2 separate regions of the Homo sapiens genome follow, and region 2 is linked to region 1. Evidence: read pairs that join two places in POLR2A ChIA-PET (ENCODE). Cell type or tissue: A673. All regions are shown on one strand.

Evidence for each region. Peaks named below come from ENCODE experiments on the same cell type or tissue, not always from the same donor. Only the 100,000 strongest peaks of a DNase experiment are listed, where the experiment ranks them.
Region 2: POLR2A ChIA-PET joins it to region 1 with 18 read pairs; 3 of 35 experiments call an interaction of 5 or more read pairs at or near these places.

The regions. Positions count from the first base shown.
Region 1 is chr15:70,144,005-70,152,004 of GRCh38, forward strand. No RefSeq gene overlaps it. Among named protein-coding and RNA genes, the nearest start is that of TLE3, 50 kb to the left of the region's middle. In A673, no CTCF peak of the experiment used is centred here; a DNase peak (open chromatin) is centred at 4,687.
Region 2 is chr15:69,554,029-69,562,028 of GRCh38, forward strand. It overlaps DRAIC (downregulated RNA in cancer, inhibitor of cell invasion and migration), which reads left to right and starts at 7,692. Exons shown (of 5, transcript NR_026979.1): 1 at 7,692-7,989. RefSeq lists enhancers at 4,032-4,535, 4,536-5,037. In A673, no CTCF peak of the experiment used is centred here; a DNase peak (open chromatin) is centred at 3,553.

The DNA.
Region 1 (8,000 bases):
TGGGAAGCTGGGGAGGGGTGTGGTCCCAGAACATAAGGAGGGGGAAGACTAGGAGAGGTGTCATATCAGGGGACTTCCTGGAGCTGTGGATTTGCTAATGCTGCCCTCTCTTCACTCTAAGGCCCTGTCTGTGACATCAAGTGACCTCCCTATATTAGACTCTTGTGTGCAGAAAAGGCTATACCTTTGTAGCCAAGGAAAACCCATTTCAGTGGGCAGGAACCCACATCAGAGTCCGCAGGTAAGCACCCCTAGTAAGGCTAAATGAGGAATAGATTGGAAGATCCAAGAGATCTGGAAAAGGGGGCCTTTTATGAACCTTAGACGCAGGAACTGCCATTGCCCAAACCCAGCTCCAAACCCAGCTCAGCAGGATGGGGCCTCCCCATACTCCACCCCAAAGCCTGCAGTGGAAACCTCAGAACTGACCTTCCAGATTGACCAAGTTGGTAGTCTTAGCTCTAGATTGCACCTGAGGAAACTGAGGTACCTAGAAGTCAAGTAATTTGTTCAGCATTACATGCTGGACTCTACGTCCAGCTTTGTCTGATTCCAAGCCAGGGCTTGCAATGCTGCACCATGTACTGTGTGGAGGTTTTAGTGCACTTCAGAGTTTCTATAGCTATCTTCCCAACTATCCTGTGAGCACGTAGAAGGCAGAAGCAAAGTTTTCTTTACTATTTGCATGGCTTCATTTTAACACATTTACTGGGGGCTCACTTCATGTCGGGCATTGCGCGAGGTGGGAATAGCTACATGATATCATATTTGGGGCGTATGTTCAAGAATTTCAAGATGGTGACAGCAGAGCATGAAACCAAGTGCAGGGTCTTTCTGAGAGCAGCTCCCGAAGCCAGTCCAGTCATCAGAAGAGCAGAGAGAAGAGCACAAAACCAGACACAACTGCAGTGTCCTCTGAGAACGGGGACAGCTGTAGGCGCAGGGCTAAGGGAGCTCAGAGGAGAGCACTAAGCCCAACAAGCACTTGACTCGATGGCGATACTACACATTTGCAGCTTCTCAGCGGGTGCTGAGGAAAGCACCTCGGTGCACGTGACCTCACAGTGACATAATGAGGCAGACATTATTTATGTAACAAGAAAACAGCATAGATCCTATACTACCTACCAGATACTTCCCTCTTCCCCAAGCGTTTGTAACTATTAACCACTTTGCTCTTAATCTTTTGATGTAGTTGCTTTGTTATCCCCATTTTACAGAAAAAGAAGCTGAGGTTCAGAGACATTAAGTGACTTGGCAAAGTCGAAGCTTCAACCTCAGATTAGTCTGTTTCTGGGTCTAGAAGTTTTTCTACCAGAGCAGCACTTCCATGCAAGTAACCTCGGTGAATCAGCTTTAGAAAACATATGATACGCAGACATTGTGTGAAGGCCTCTGGGGTCCCCTCCTTGCTGGGATGAGATGACAGGTCCACAAGGGGGCCAGGGGCAGCTGGTGCCCAGGGAGGGGCTGCACAGTGAGCCCCAGGGCCTGCAGCTTAGAGAATCCTTTGTCTGAGGATCAGCATGTGTAGGGGTGGGACTGGTTAAAACAAACGATTGCACCTTTCCTCCTTTTAAAGGGGAAAACATTGGGAAATGAAATTAGAATAAAACGAAGGGGAGAAAAACATCCATTGTCCCAGTATCCAAATACTACCGCTGTTAATATGTTGAAATATTCCCTGCCAGTCTTGAGGGATGTGGGGAAAGTGTGCCTTCTTATATTTTGGGGGAAATGCAAAGTGGTATAACTTTTACTGGAAGCAATCTGGCAACATCTATTAAAATAAAAAAAGTATATACTCTTCAACTCAGCAGTCTAACTCCTGGGAATCTAGCCCACAGAAATAAAAGCTCCGTTAGGTAAAAATGTAAGTACAAAGATGTTTATTGCAGCGTTATTTGAGTGGCGTTCATGCATGTGCACACACACAGGGAACACAGTGAATGCCCATCCCAGAGAAAGGCTGAATAAATGAGGGTACATAAAACATGGACTATTATATAGCCATTAAAAAGAATGAATTAGCACTATACTATTTGACTGGGGGTAGGGAGGTACATTAGTCTATTTTGTGTTGCTATAAAGGAGTACCTGAGACTGGTTAATTTACAAAGAAAAGAGGTTTACCTTGGCTCACAGTTCTGCAGACTGTTCAGGAAGCATAGAGCTGGCATCTGCTTCATGCAAGGACCTTCACACAAAGAAGCTTATACTAATGGTGGAAGGTGAAAGGCACATCACATGGTAAAAGAGGGAGCAAGAGAGAGAGGAGGAGGTGCCAGGCTCCTTTAAGCAACCAGATCTCATGTGAACTCATAGAGTGAGAACTCACTCATCACCATGAGGACAGCACCAAGCCATTCATGAGGAATCTGCCTCCATGACCCAGACACCTCCCACTAGGCCCCCTTACAACACTGGGAGCCACATTTCAACATGAGATTTGGAGGGGACACAAACCATATGAGGAGATATGTTGAAAGGGAAAAGATAGATGCAGAAAAAGGTGTGTAACATGATTCACTTTTTATAAAACAATAACAGAAATGACCTGCCTTTGCGTTTGTATGCATATACATGTATGTTGACACAGGTCTGTACAGGATTATACAAATCTGCATATAAACATGGAAAGACACATAATAAGCTGTTAACATGTGTTACCTGAGCAGGTATAGAGGGTATGGGGTGGGGTGTCACTTAATAACATGGGACAGGAAAAGAGGAGAGGGAATTCTCAGAACAAAAAGGAGGAAAACAAAGACTACTTATTTCCCACCAGTCTTTTTTCACTATATAATCTTCCTCCAGCCAACTCCCTAGCTATATAATCGGTGCTTCCCATGCAGAGCAGTTTGGTGGTAAAAACAGGGTCACAACCACACAGTACAGTAAACATCTACATCTAACTCCAGGCCCTACCAGATCTCCAGCCCTGCCCTTTTTTTGAGATGGGGTCTCACTCTATTGCCCAGGCTAGAGTGCAGTGGTGTGATATCGGTTCACTGCAACCTCAACCACCAGGGATCAAGTAATTCTCCTACCTCAGCCTCCCAAGTAGCTAGGACTACAGGTGCACACCGCCACACCTGGCTAATTCTTTCGTATGTTTTGTAGAGATGAAGTTTTGCCATGTTGCCCGGGCTTGTCTTGAACTCCTGGGCTCAAGCAATCTGCTCACCTTGGCCTCCCAAAGTGCTGGGATTACAGGAGTGAGCCACTGTGCCTGTCTCCAGCCCTGTTTTAAAAATTCAGTCCACCACTCTGGGAGTCTGCTCATCCAGTGATCAGGCACTGCTAGTCATTTTGTTCCTCTACTTCCAAAGCCTCCATTGCCTGCCAACCCAAACAAGTCTCCCTTGCACCCTGCTGCTGAACATGAGAGCACCATCTCCAGTTGTTCCCAAACATGAGGCGTGGCCTCTGAGATCTTGGAAACTGCTGGAGCTGTAGGAGCTCCACACATAGCTGCCTGATCTCTTCTTGGTCCCTCCTCCCCGGGCTGGTTAGGGTTTGGGGGCTGTGAGCAACAGAAAGCAAAATGGGCAAGCGCAACCAACATAAAAGGGAACTTGGTGGGAGAATTTGGGGGAGGTCACAAGATGGAGAGAAGGATAAAAACCGAGCTGTAAACTGACAGGAAGCGGTGGCTCAAGAGTCTCTCAGGAGCAGAAACTCTGTCCATCTCCCTAGCTGGTCATTCCTGGGGAACCGAACGAACGCCAGCCCTACCTTCTCCCTTGCTTCTGCTCAAGATTCAGGGTCCCAAGAGAATGTGTCATTGGTTATGTGTGTACCCCCTGGCTGAAGAAGGGCAGTGGGTGGAAGGTTCCAGCAAAAGGAGCCTTTGGGCCCCCCTCCATCCTTCCCAGTGAAACACAGACGTTTGCTTTCTATAAATTGAGACTGCATGCTGTGAGGGGAGCACTCTACACAAAGGAAACTGGGGGCTGCCGGGGGAGGGGAAAAGTCTCTGCGGTCTCAAAAAAGTCAAATCTCTACTTCTCACACCCTCCCCATTCAGAGTCTAAGGAGATGGGCAGGGTTGGTTTTTACTTGAGATTCTTCTGGTTGCAAGTGACAGAAACCAACTCAAGCAAGCATAATCAGAAAAGGGGGCTTTCTCTTAAGGAATCAGAGGAGCTTGAAGAACTCAAGCCTCGGCCAGGCGCAGTGGCTCTCGCCTGTAATCCCAGCACTTTGGGAGGCCAAGGGGGGCAGATCACCTGAGGTCAGGAGTTCGAGACCAGCCTGGCCAACACTGTGAAACCCGTCTCTACTAAAATACAAAAATTAGCCGGGTGTGGTGGCTGTTGCCTGTGATCCCAGCTACTCAGGAGGCTGAGGCAGGAGAATCGCCTGAACCCAGTAGGAGGAGGTTGCATTGAGCGGAGATCATGCCACTGCACTCCAGCCTGGGCGACGCAGCCAGACTCCATCTCAAAAAAAAAAAAAAAGAACTCAGGCCTTAGGAAGGGCCATTTGAGGACCAAGCTTCTCTCTGGCTTCTCTATTTAAAAATACATGGTCTCTAAATCTGCTCCTTCCCCCTCCCCCTGCACTTGTCTGAGCCCTTCTCTCTCTCCAGACTGACTGTCTGCCCTTCATGCCCAGAAAGTTGGAAATCTTCCAGCCCACAGCTCCTGCATTTACATTTTTCCCTAGCTAAAAAAGCAGTCCAGCTGTCTGGCTGTCTCTCGGCCTCAATTAGGAATCTCCCAAAGGGACAACTGGATTGGCTCTGCCTGGGTCAGGTTTTCATCCTTGCTCCAATCAGCTGTGGCCAGTGGGCGGGGTCACCTGGTGGAAATATGGCTGTCGGGAGCCTGGGGTTGGGGTAGGAAGGCCTCATCCAGGGCAATGGGAACCAAGGGAGAAAATGGAGGGAAAACTTTAATTCAAGTGCAGAGTCCAGCAAACCAGGAGCATTTTTGGAACCACAGAAAGTGAGAGGCAGAAACTCAGCGTCCTGTATGGAGTTAGGGGTCAGGGCAACGGATAGAAAAGTGAGAGAATCAGGTTGGGAGCAATAGGGAGCCATAGCTTCAGAAACTGCTTGAAATTACCGAGGTAGCAAGTCTTGCTGCTTGCTTTTAGTAGCTGCACTGGAACATGATATGGGACTGGGTTAATTTGGCTTTAAGACCCAGGCATGGAGCTGACAGTTGTGATTAAAATGGGGAAACAATTTTGAAAAATTAATTTTTACTTTTTCCAAAGTGATACATGGACATAGTTCTAAGAAATCAAAAAACACAAAAGAGGCTTCCGGTGCAAAGCGGCTGTCTCCCACCCCAGGGCTTCTCATTCTCTCACCACTCCTGAGAGGAAACAATTTCAACTCCCTTAGGCATTGCTTCTATTATTTATCTTCATATACTTCTAAATAATTTGCTATGCTGCTTTTCCCCCCATTATCTATTGACTTCATGTTCTGGTAATTGAGGATTTAGCTACTTTATAAGCTCTCTCCTCCATTTCTCCTTTGATTATCTTACTATGTTATATCATAGTTTGGGGCTGTGTTTACATTATTATGGCTGTGAAAATATTATTCCCCCATGACCCAAGTCAGGTACATTCCTCCATTTGTACATCACTTTGCTTTTTTGTTTGCTCAATTCTCTGTCCTCCAAAAGAAGTATCAAATGCCTATCAATATTGTTTTCCAAAAGTTTGAAACAACATGCTGGATAATATACAAATTTCACCTCCATGCCTTCCCACTTCACCCCTTATTTGGACCGGCTGCTCTCTGGTTATCTCTAAAATCCAGCCAGTTTCTTGGGTGAGATCCCCATTTTCCTGTATCCCATGTATTCCTATTTATTGGTTTCTTTTCTTGTTTGGCTGAAGCACATCCTATGGTAATTTCCTAAGGAAAGGTGCAAGGGAGGTCAATTTTTTTGCGTGTTTGAAATATACTTATTCCACCATCATACTTGATTTATGATCAGGCTCTGTGTTCAAAATAGGGTTCCTCTCTGCATTCATGTTTCCATTGTCTTCTATTTCTCAAGTTCTAGTTGAAGTCTGACACCATGTGGATGTGGTGGACATGGGGAGGGTACCCTGGGTCCCTAACTCCTCTGAATGTAGACTTTAAATTAACTGCAGTGCCTTCCACTCTGCACATCGCCATGGATTTTTGCAGACTTGGAGCATTCAAGCTCTGAATCTCTCAGGAATCCTTTAAGATAAATCAATGTGCTTCTCACTGGTCTGCCTTCCGCAAGTGCTGAAGTTTGTAACTTTCTCCACTGTGCTGAGTCATTACCACTCATCCCTCTGCTTCCCAGAGCCCAGGTATTTGTTGAAATCTCTTATCTCCTGATGTCACAAACCACTTTGGACTTGGCATTTCATATATGTCTCCCCATTTACTGTCAATTTAATAAAATGTTGCCAGTGAGAGAAGGTCAAGGTATATTTAATCCATCATATTTAACTGGATTGAAATTCTTATTTTTCCCTCATATATATAATATACAATATTTATATATTAATATATGTTGTATATTTATGTATTATTTATAATATATTATAAATATGTAATATATAATTATATACTTATAATATATAATATAATTACATATTTATAATATATAATAATATAATATAATTACATATATTTATATATTCATATATATGAATCTTACAAGCAGATTTCAGAGGGTGATTTCTCAGTCTGTTTTGTGCTGCTGTAACAGAATACCTGAGACTTGATAATTTGTAATCAACAGAAATTTACTTGGCTCACAGTACTGGAGGCTGAAAGTTCATATATATGTCCATATCCATATTATGGAAGTTTTACGGATTTCTTTTTAAATTGCTGTATAGTATTTTACAATCCATTAAGAAGATGTGGGATGGTTTACTTACCCAATCCCTTATTGATAGACATTTAATTTGCTTTAATTTTTCACATAATGAACACCTTTATGCATATGGCTCTTTCTGTATTTGGTATTGTTTTCTTGGGATATATTCCCGTATCCAAAGGTTGTGAACCTTTTAAACATATTTTGATAAATGTTGCCAAACTGCTTTCTAGAATGTGTGTACCCATTTTACCCGTAGGCAAGAGAAAGGAGTAGACTGTTGTAACTGCCTGGCCTGGTCTTCTGTGGCTGTATATATCTTGTTTAGCTTCAGGTCTCCTGCAGTTTGCCCCAGCACCAAGTTCTGGTGAATCTGTGTAAGTTGATAATGGCATCCATTCCTGCTGAGAAATGCCCACATTCTTATCTTGACCAGCTTAAAAAAAACAATGTGGATGAGGGAAGAAAGAAATGTGAATTCCTTTTTTCTCTTTCTTAGTCTTACTTCTGTGGGTGGTAGGGGAAGTGCAGGGAAAAGAGAAATAATTTTTTAAAAGTTATTTGAAAAAGCATGAGGTGAAACCAGTCTGGAAGGTCAGTAACTGTAAACAGGATAATTTTACTACTTCGCCTCCTCACTTCAGGAACAAAGGTGTCTGAATATACCAGTAACGTCACTGTTATGATTTGAATGTGTTCCCCAAAGTTTGTGTGTTGAAAACTTCATCCCCAGTGCAACAGTACTGAGAGCTAAGACCTTTAAGAGGTGATTAGGTCATAAGGACTATGCCCTCATGAATAGATAGTGTCATTATTGTGGGAGTATAAAGTGTCATTATCGTGGGAGTTTGTTATAACATTAAGTCTGGCCTTCTCTAGTGCATGCTGTCACCATGTGATGCCCTCCATCATGTTATGATGCAGCAAGAAGACCCTCACCAGATGCAGTCCCTTAATCTTGGACTTCTAGCCTCCAGCACTGTGAGCCAAATACATTTCTGTTGATTGTAAATTACCGAGTACTCTGTCGTAGCAGCACAGAACGGACTGAGATAGTCGCCTTCTGAAATCAGCTTGTAAGATTCGTAGACCTTCAGTGCTGGAAAACCTGGTGAGGTCATTCATTCAGGGCCCCATTTTACAGATGAGGAGACGGAGCCTAGAGAGACT
Region 2 (8,000 bases), 590 kb before region 1:
TATTTTGGATCCAGCATTCTCTGATTTGTCCTCCTCTAGCTTCCCCAAGAGTCATACAAATATTGGGGGATTCACAAGCATTGTCCCCCACTGGTGAACACCAGGAACAAGTGGGCAGTGGGGGCTGCAGAGTGTTTCTAGAGAAAGGGCTTAGGGGTGGCCCCTGCCTGGGTGGCACAGTGAGCACACTGTACTCCTAGGTAGATCGGATATTGACTTGGAGAGGTCTTGGAGAAAGGCTGATGAAGGTGATCGACAGCCTAAATCTCTGAAGCCGTCTCCTGATGCAACCTCTGACCCAACAATCTCTGGGTCTTGCTGTTATCAGCTCCATCAGTTTTACTGGGTGAGTAATTCATTTACCTGCTGTTATTGCCAGGGTGTCATCCTTTTCCTAGTTCCTGGTGGAATTGGAGATATGCTATCGGGAGTCCTTTTAGAAAGTGCCTTGTCTCCTATCCCATCTTTATAGCCCTGCATCTCACATCTCCAGCGACCTTGGCCTGCAGCCTGTTAAGGGGATTGGTGCTGAAGGCTGCTAAGCTCACCTTGAGAGCCCGTGATAGCAAAGGCTGGGGTGATGCTCACAGCCTCCTTTGTTCTTTTATTTGCCCAGCCCTGAGCAAACAAGCCTCAATAAACTAAATGGCATTTGGATATTGAAAATGCAAAGAGAAAGTGTCTGGAAGAACAATAAAGGAGTTAGAGCAGAGGTTGCGTGCAGGAGGAGATTACATTGTCTAATTCCCCTCAAAGGCACCATGGTTTTCCAAACAAGAAGTGTTTATCTGAAGCCTGGGTGAGAGCCCAATCGGAGTTTTGCTCTAACAACATCAACCTTATTTGACTGGATGCTGACTCAGAAGCTGTGATTTTGTAGGCAGGACCTGTGCTCACATCTTAGCTAGGCCCCAGGAATGATACAAAATGATGCCAGGTCGCAGAAGCCCTTGGCCTCAATGGGGAGGAAAAATGGATAAGAACAAAGCAACTGGGGGACCATAAAGGCCTGAACCAAGAGGCAATGGCTCTTCCAGGAAGCTTCTGGCCTCTCCTGGAAATCAATTACTTCTTTCTTCCCTGTGAATCCACAGCACTTGGCTAGCGCTTCCATAATTGCACAGAATTAAGTTTCTATCTTTGCATAGTAAATTATTTATATTTTTGTCTCTCTCTTTAGACCAGAGGGTCTGCAAACCATGGCCCAAGTAGCTTTTGTAAATAAAGTTTTATTGGAACATGGCCACTCATTTGTTGATACGTTGTCCGTGGCTGCGTTTGTACTTGAAGGGCCGAGTCGGGTTATTATTGCAACAGAGATGGTCTGCAAAACTGAAGTATTTACCATCTGGTCCTTTACAGAAAAGGTTCGCGGACCTCTGATTAGACCATGGGCTGGTGGAGAGCAGGGACTGGGTCTTACTCATATTTCAATCCCTAGGCACAGTGCTGCGCACAAGATGGACTTCCATAAATGCTTAATTAAGGAAAGAAGTGTCCAAGCTGGAGAGAATGAAGAGCATCAAGGGGAAACAGTTAAATTACTTAAGAGCAAGAGCCAGTTTTCCTAAGACTTTAAAAGCCTTCATTTACATATACAGAGTTGATAAGCTAATTACACAACAATCTTGTCCTAACCGTTAAATCAGCCCCCTAAGGTCTTGTTAGATAACACCTTGTTAACCTAGTTCAAGGAAACCTGCTGTTTCTCGAAAATAATAAAAGCTCAATTTCTGCAATCCAAACTCGACTCCCCCAACCACTCCAATCTCTCTTTAGTCTGAATTAGATATTAAATCGACATTTCCACTGAATTGGAAACGACCATGAAAATAATCAGTATTGCTCTATAAGTATGGCATTTCTCGAACTGTAGAGGCTGGCTGAGTGCAGCCCTATTTTATCCATCCTGCACTGTAGGCCTAGTCCTCAGGGCCCACATGCTTTCCCAGGACCTAAGAAAATGATCGTGACATGGAAATTTAAAAAGTGTTGCCTCCAAAATTAACATTCCTTGCAACTGAGCAAAACCAATATGAAAAAATGTTTAATTATGAGTCTACTAAGCAAATGACATTATACCAGCTCCAACTCAACTCCTACAGTTATTTATAAATTAGATGAAATGCGAGATGTGGGTGCATGTTAAGATGTTAGTTATGATGTAAGGGTGGTGCCTCCAGATGTGAAAATGGATGCAGAGGAGGATGTGCGTTTTGGGGGTCCCAAAGCTCACACAATTTTAGGACCTTTCTTTAAGAAAATGGATGCAGCACTTGAACCCGGGAGGTGGAGGTAGCAGTGAGCTGAAATTGTGCCACTGCACTCCAGTCTGAGCGACAGAGTGAGACTCCCTCTCAAAAAAGAAAAGGAAAGAAAAGAAAATGGATACAGCAATATCTTACTTCTGCAAATTTTAGCCAAGCATATGACCAGGTGAACACTCAGTATGGGTACTTCCAGAGCTCTGCAATGACCAGTGCAGGTCATTGCACTGCATTCAGAGAGGTTCTGAAGTCCAAGATTCCTCAGCCTGATGGTAAATACTCCCCAGGGTGGATGGGTTGTTACATCAATTATAGTAGAATGAGCTTGGAAAGTGCTGTCACCCCAGGCTTGGAGAGTCACACAATTCCTGTTAACTCTTTAAATGTTCTGAGAAAGTCCTCCAGTTCAGAAAGTTAACTTTATTTGACCCAGAGTTTTCAAAACTTGGTTTTTTTTCTTTTTCTTTTTCTTTCTTTTTTTTTTTTTTTTTTTGCTATAGAGACCCTCTCTGGGTGAACATTTTTGAACATCTCAGAAAGGGCTGGGAAAGGTTGACTTAGTCCCTTCTGCCTTCCGCTGCCCCCGCAATGCTCTTTCATTTTATGAAGAAGGAAACAGCAAGGACTCTGACTTCTCTGTTATCTCAGAAAAGAGCTGAAATTATCCCTCAACCTCAACCTCAGGTTGCAGACACGGCAGGTCAGAGAGGAGTTTTTCTGCAGAGGGTGGTCAGGGAGGAGAGGGGTTAGCTTAGAGGACAGGGCCAGACCTACTCATAAGGTATTTCTAATGTAGCGAAACACTTCCTCCAGAAAAAAAAAAAAAAAAAAAATTCCACACCTTTCTCTTGTTCAGAATTTTAAAAGAATGGGGCATTTTGCTTCAGATGGGGGCAAAAGTGGCTTGATGTGTGGATTCCTGTGTCTCACTTTCTCTTGCTTTCTTCTTTAAGAGTTTAGCCCAAGCCTGGAAACATCATTTTCAGGTCCCTGTGCAAAATGGAAATGCTGGGGCTCCCTGTTCTAGAATTATTCAGAATTTCAAGAGAGCATTCAACCAAGTTGGGGGTGGTGCCCTTTGGAGCTCAGGCCCTGAATAACTAGCCTCATAGGTTGCGTGCCCATGAAGCCAGTCCTAGTTAGTGCATATTCGTGTTTACTTATTTCAAAGTTCAAAGTTCTGAAGATATTTAGAGTCTGTATGTAAGGCCCAGTGGCGTAAGAGCTTTTAACATAATGAGCCAGATCTGGGCACCAGCGTGGAGATGCATTTTTACAGGGTGAATCATTAATTGGGCATTCTAAGAGTCACTCAGCCTTTTCAATGATTCATCAGCCATGCTGATGCTGTTGTGTAGTTCATATTATTGTTGTAATTAGCTGATGCTTGTCAAATGTAAACCTGGCTCTAACCTGGGTGTTTTCAAAAACAGCACTAGTTACTGTGTATTCAGGTAGAGGGGGTCAGCATACTGTAACTCTCTGTTTTCCTGACTTGTAATAATTAACCCCTTCTCTCAGGGGACGCACTCTCATTGTCTTTCCTGTAAACAGTTGGTAATTGTGAGTGGAGCTGTGGAGTGAGAAAGTGGGTACTGCTTTTCCTGTTTCAAGGGCCTGCATGTTCAGAAGCAGCAGTGTGGCATGGGAGATGTTATAGCAGCAGAGTCAGGGGCCAGTTCTTTCACTGCCTGATAACTTGGGCTTTCCAAGGGAAAGGGAGGGAGGTGGTCACTGCGGGTGAGACAAAGAAAGTGCTTGGTAAGGGATTTCTGGGATCCTTGAGCCCAGAGTGGATTAGATGGGATTAGAGACCCACTCTGAGCTGTTTCTACCTGCATCTTAATCCACTCCAGAGCTGAGGCTTCCTGATCCCTCTAACCAGGTGCATGTTCACTGGGCTTCCAGCTTCCAAGCCTTCTACCTGTGGAATGCTTGGTCCAATGTCTGGGGCACCCACTCTTACTCCAAACTCCTCCAGATCTGCAGAGTGGCCCAGCATATTCTCTTCTTGAAAGGAGGTCTTTGCCTAACAGAAGTAAGTCTGTAACCCTAGGCTGATTGGAGAAAGGGGTGTGGTGTTTATGTGACCTGTTTTCTTGCCTCCAGGGCAGGTCAAGGAATCCTTCCTTGACCCTTAAAAACAGCAGTGGTTTTAACAAGTTTTCTCCTTTTTGCTTTTAACTTTTTCTTGGTTCATAGTCTGCATGCTACTGTCTCATGGAGCCAGGAGCAGAGCAGGAGAGGGGGAAAGCTGGGGTCTGATGGAGGCTGGGAACCTTGTGGCCTGTGCCTGAGCTCTGTGGGACCATGTTGGGGCAGGGATGGGAGTGCCCTAGGCCCGGAAGCAGGTTGGCCGTGGCTCAACACTCACCAAATGCACCCAACCTTAGCTAAGACTTCTCCTTATAGGGGGATCATCGATACCACATCTTCCGGGCCCATTTTCCTTACTTAACCAGATGTTAGGCCATGCAGATTGGAGAAATATAGTTATCTCTACTTAACACGTCATAAATTACAATCATAAATTACCCCCGTGTTTGTGTGCCCTTGTTCCGAAAGCAAAGGTTCTGAAACAACCTTAGTTGAGATGGACGTTTCCAGTGAGGGTAGGTATATCAGTAGGTTGAGACGAAGCATGCCAATGCAGGTACGATTTACTTATTTGTTTTTAATTGCTGTAGATAAACCCTAATTCATAACTATTTACTGGAGGTGAATTGGGCCCCCATCCGCTCCACTTTTAAGGCAAGCTTAAACTTCTCCCTGATAACCTGTCACTGGTTTTGCCTTTAAAGACCCAGCCTCATCAGCCCATTTTCTTATTGCCACAAAAAAACCTGTGCAGCCACTGACCTCCTCTGTGACCTCGGGCAAGTCCTTTCCTTACACTGGGCATTCACTGCCCCATCTATAAGCAGAAGGTAATAGACCGGCCCATCTCTATGCCGGAGAACTTTGTCTTCAAACCCCACAGCCTTCTCTTTGCGCTGAGGGCAGGGCTACTGGTCGATGCAGGAGGAGGAGGCCTTGGAGAGGTCCCTCTGATGAGGAAGCCCATCCGAGCGGCTCTCATAGGCCACACACTTGAAACGAAGTGCGCGTCTCCACTTGAACGGTAAAATCTCGGTGCTGACCCAAGGCTCTGATGGTAGGTTTTCTAGGGAAGGCTGGTGGGTTTCCTCACTGGGAGCAAGGCATCCTCTGCAGTCACATATGGGCAATGACAGCTCATTCTCACTAGGGTCTGTCCTGCTCACATCACAAAAATAACCATAAAAGTCCCTATTATTTACTGAGGGCTTATCGTGGGTGAGGTGCCGCACTGAGGGGCAGTCCCTCCAGGGGTATTGTTTCCATTTCACAGGGAGAAGTGTTGTTGAAGTTCAGAGAAGTTAGGTAACCTGCCTAAGGCCTCACAGCACCACGAGTGGCAGAGCTGGGATTCTACCCCAGGCACTTAGCTCTGAAGCCCGAGCTCCTGACCACTTTGCCTGTATCCTTTCATAAATGTAATCTTTAAGCTGCGGCTGTTCCCTGTTAAGCCCCTGTTTAAAGATCTATCAAAGTAGATGCCTCCTCTGAGTTGCAGCCTTCTCTGATTCTCCTTATCATCATGAGAGCAGATACCAAGAGGTAGAGATGGCCAAAAGGTTTTAAGTTCCCTCTATTCTCTTGTACAATGCAGTGCCAAGTAATACCCTGGGGTTACTCACACTGCTATGGCCTCTAGTTGAAGATAGGAGTGCTGTGGTTTTTTTCTTGGCAAGAAATTGTGGACCAGGGGTGATATCCAATCACAGTCCTCTGGCCTCATTTGAGACACAGAGGGCAAGTATTTTTTTAACCCTATTATTTTACAAAAATATTAAAAGGCAAGCAACTGGACATGGTGGCTCATGCTGTAATCCCATTGTTTATGGGAAGCTGAGGTGGGAGGACCACTTGAGGCCAGGAATTCGAGATCAGCCTGGACAACATGGTGAGACCCCATCTCTACAAAAAAAAAATATATATATAGTCAAGTGTGGTAGTGCACACCTGTAGTCCCAGCTACTTGAGAGACTGAGGCAGGAGGATTGCTTGAATCCAGGAGCTTAAAGCTGCAGTGAGTTATGATCGTCCCACTGCACTCCAGCCTGTGTGACAGAGCACGATTCTGTTAGACTGGGTAACAGAGTGAGACCCTGTCTCAAAAATAACAGCAAGTAAGCAATCATGATTTTTTGACTTTTCAAGGAATTTGCAAACAACATGTATTCCCTTTGCCCATCTAGCTTTTGGGAAAGGACACCCAAATTCCAACAGTCACCTACCTAGAAAAATAGATAACCACAGCCATGGTCCATTCCATTGCGACTTGGTGATGTCAGAAGGTCTCAGGCTCAGGAGGGGCATCTCCCAGGGTCTCTCAGCAAATATCCCGATTCCTTAAACTGGGACAGTGTTTTCTGTCTGCAGAGTGTGCTCCCACCTTGGAATGGGCTTGTCTGGCCTGACCCTGAATATGCCCAGCAGGGACTGCATCCCTCAGTTCATAGATACAGAGGTTGAAGGTCAGGGAGGTGAAGACAGAAGGGGCAGCCAGTCAGAGCCAGCAGCTGCAGCAGGACCCAGATTTCTTGATTCTGAGTCCAGGATTCTTTCCACTCCACCAGCTCTCTTGTATGGACAGCTCAGGGGTCAGAGAAAGCACCTTTATTTCTGAATTTCCTTCTTCTCTCCTGTAGCCTTATGACCAGTGTTCAGAAGATTTATCTCTTTCTAGCTTGGGACTTGCACCCAGCAAGTTTCCATGCAAGGCAGCTGCCTTTAAGAAGAACAGAAGAGTCCCAGTTGGGCTTATGGGGAATGAAATCAGTCCCAAGCCCCGATCTCTCTGAAAAGTTGTTATTAAATTCTGTGCCTGGCCCTGACCTGGATTTAAAGATTTGCAAGAAGACAAATTCCAAACAGATGCCCATTAGGGCCGTGACAGCCGCAGCTTAAAGATAACATTTACATTCTGCCGGGGTTTGTATCTCTCTGTTCCCCACTCGGCCCCTCTCTTTCCTCCGGTGGGATCAATACCTCGGTTGAGGTTACGTGGAGGTGGCCACATTCTTTTAAGCTGTTTGCTCAGTGCTTGGTTTGCTCTGCTAACACGCTGGGCACTTCTTCCAACAGCCCTGTTTGCCCAGCATTAGGGCTGTTTGTTGAAACACCTAGCCCAATCCGAGGGGGCTCAGCTTTCTAAACAGTTGGTCCCCGAATCTGTCAATCAATAACACCAATTGGGTTCCTGATACGAACAGCAAGTGTGGCCAAGTCCAATATTTGCCCAAACACTGCCTCCTCCCCCTGCACCTGACTGTCCCCCAGCTTGACTAAAAGGACGATCACCAGGCGCATGGGCTGCTGGGAAGATACAATGTTGGCAAACAGGGAGCTGGTTCCAGGAAAGAAGGGCACATGAGCAAACATGATGGCCCCTTTATGAGAGGTAATTTACTGAAATGCACAGCGATTACCTGCTCACCCAGCCCTGATGTAATTAAAAATGGCAGGCTAGGGGCTCTGTTTCCCCCGGCTCTGGCAGAGAAACCTGGGTTTCGACTTGTGAAGCTTGAGGTTGGATGTGGGAATTGGCTTGGAGTCATAGGCGATGAGAGGGACATTAGGATATTATGAAGCCCGTGAACTCAACTCCTGAGAAGGACGCAGCAGAGCGAGAGAAAAGGTATCTTCAAA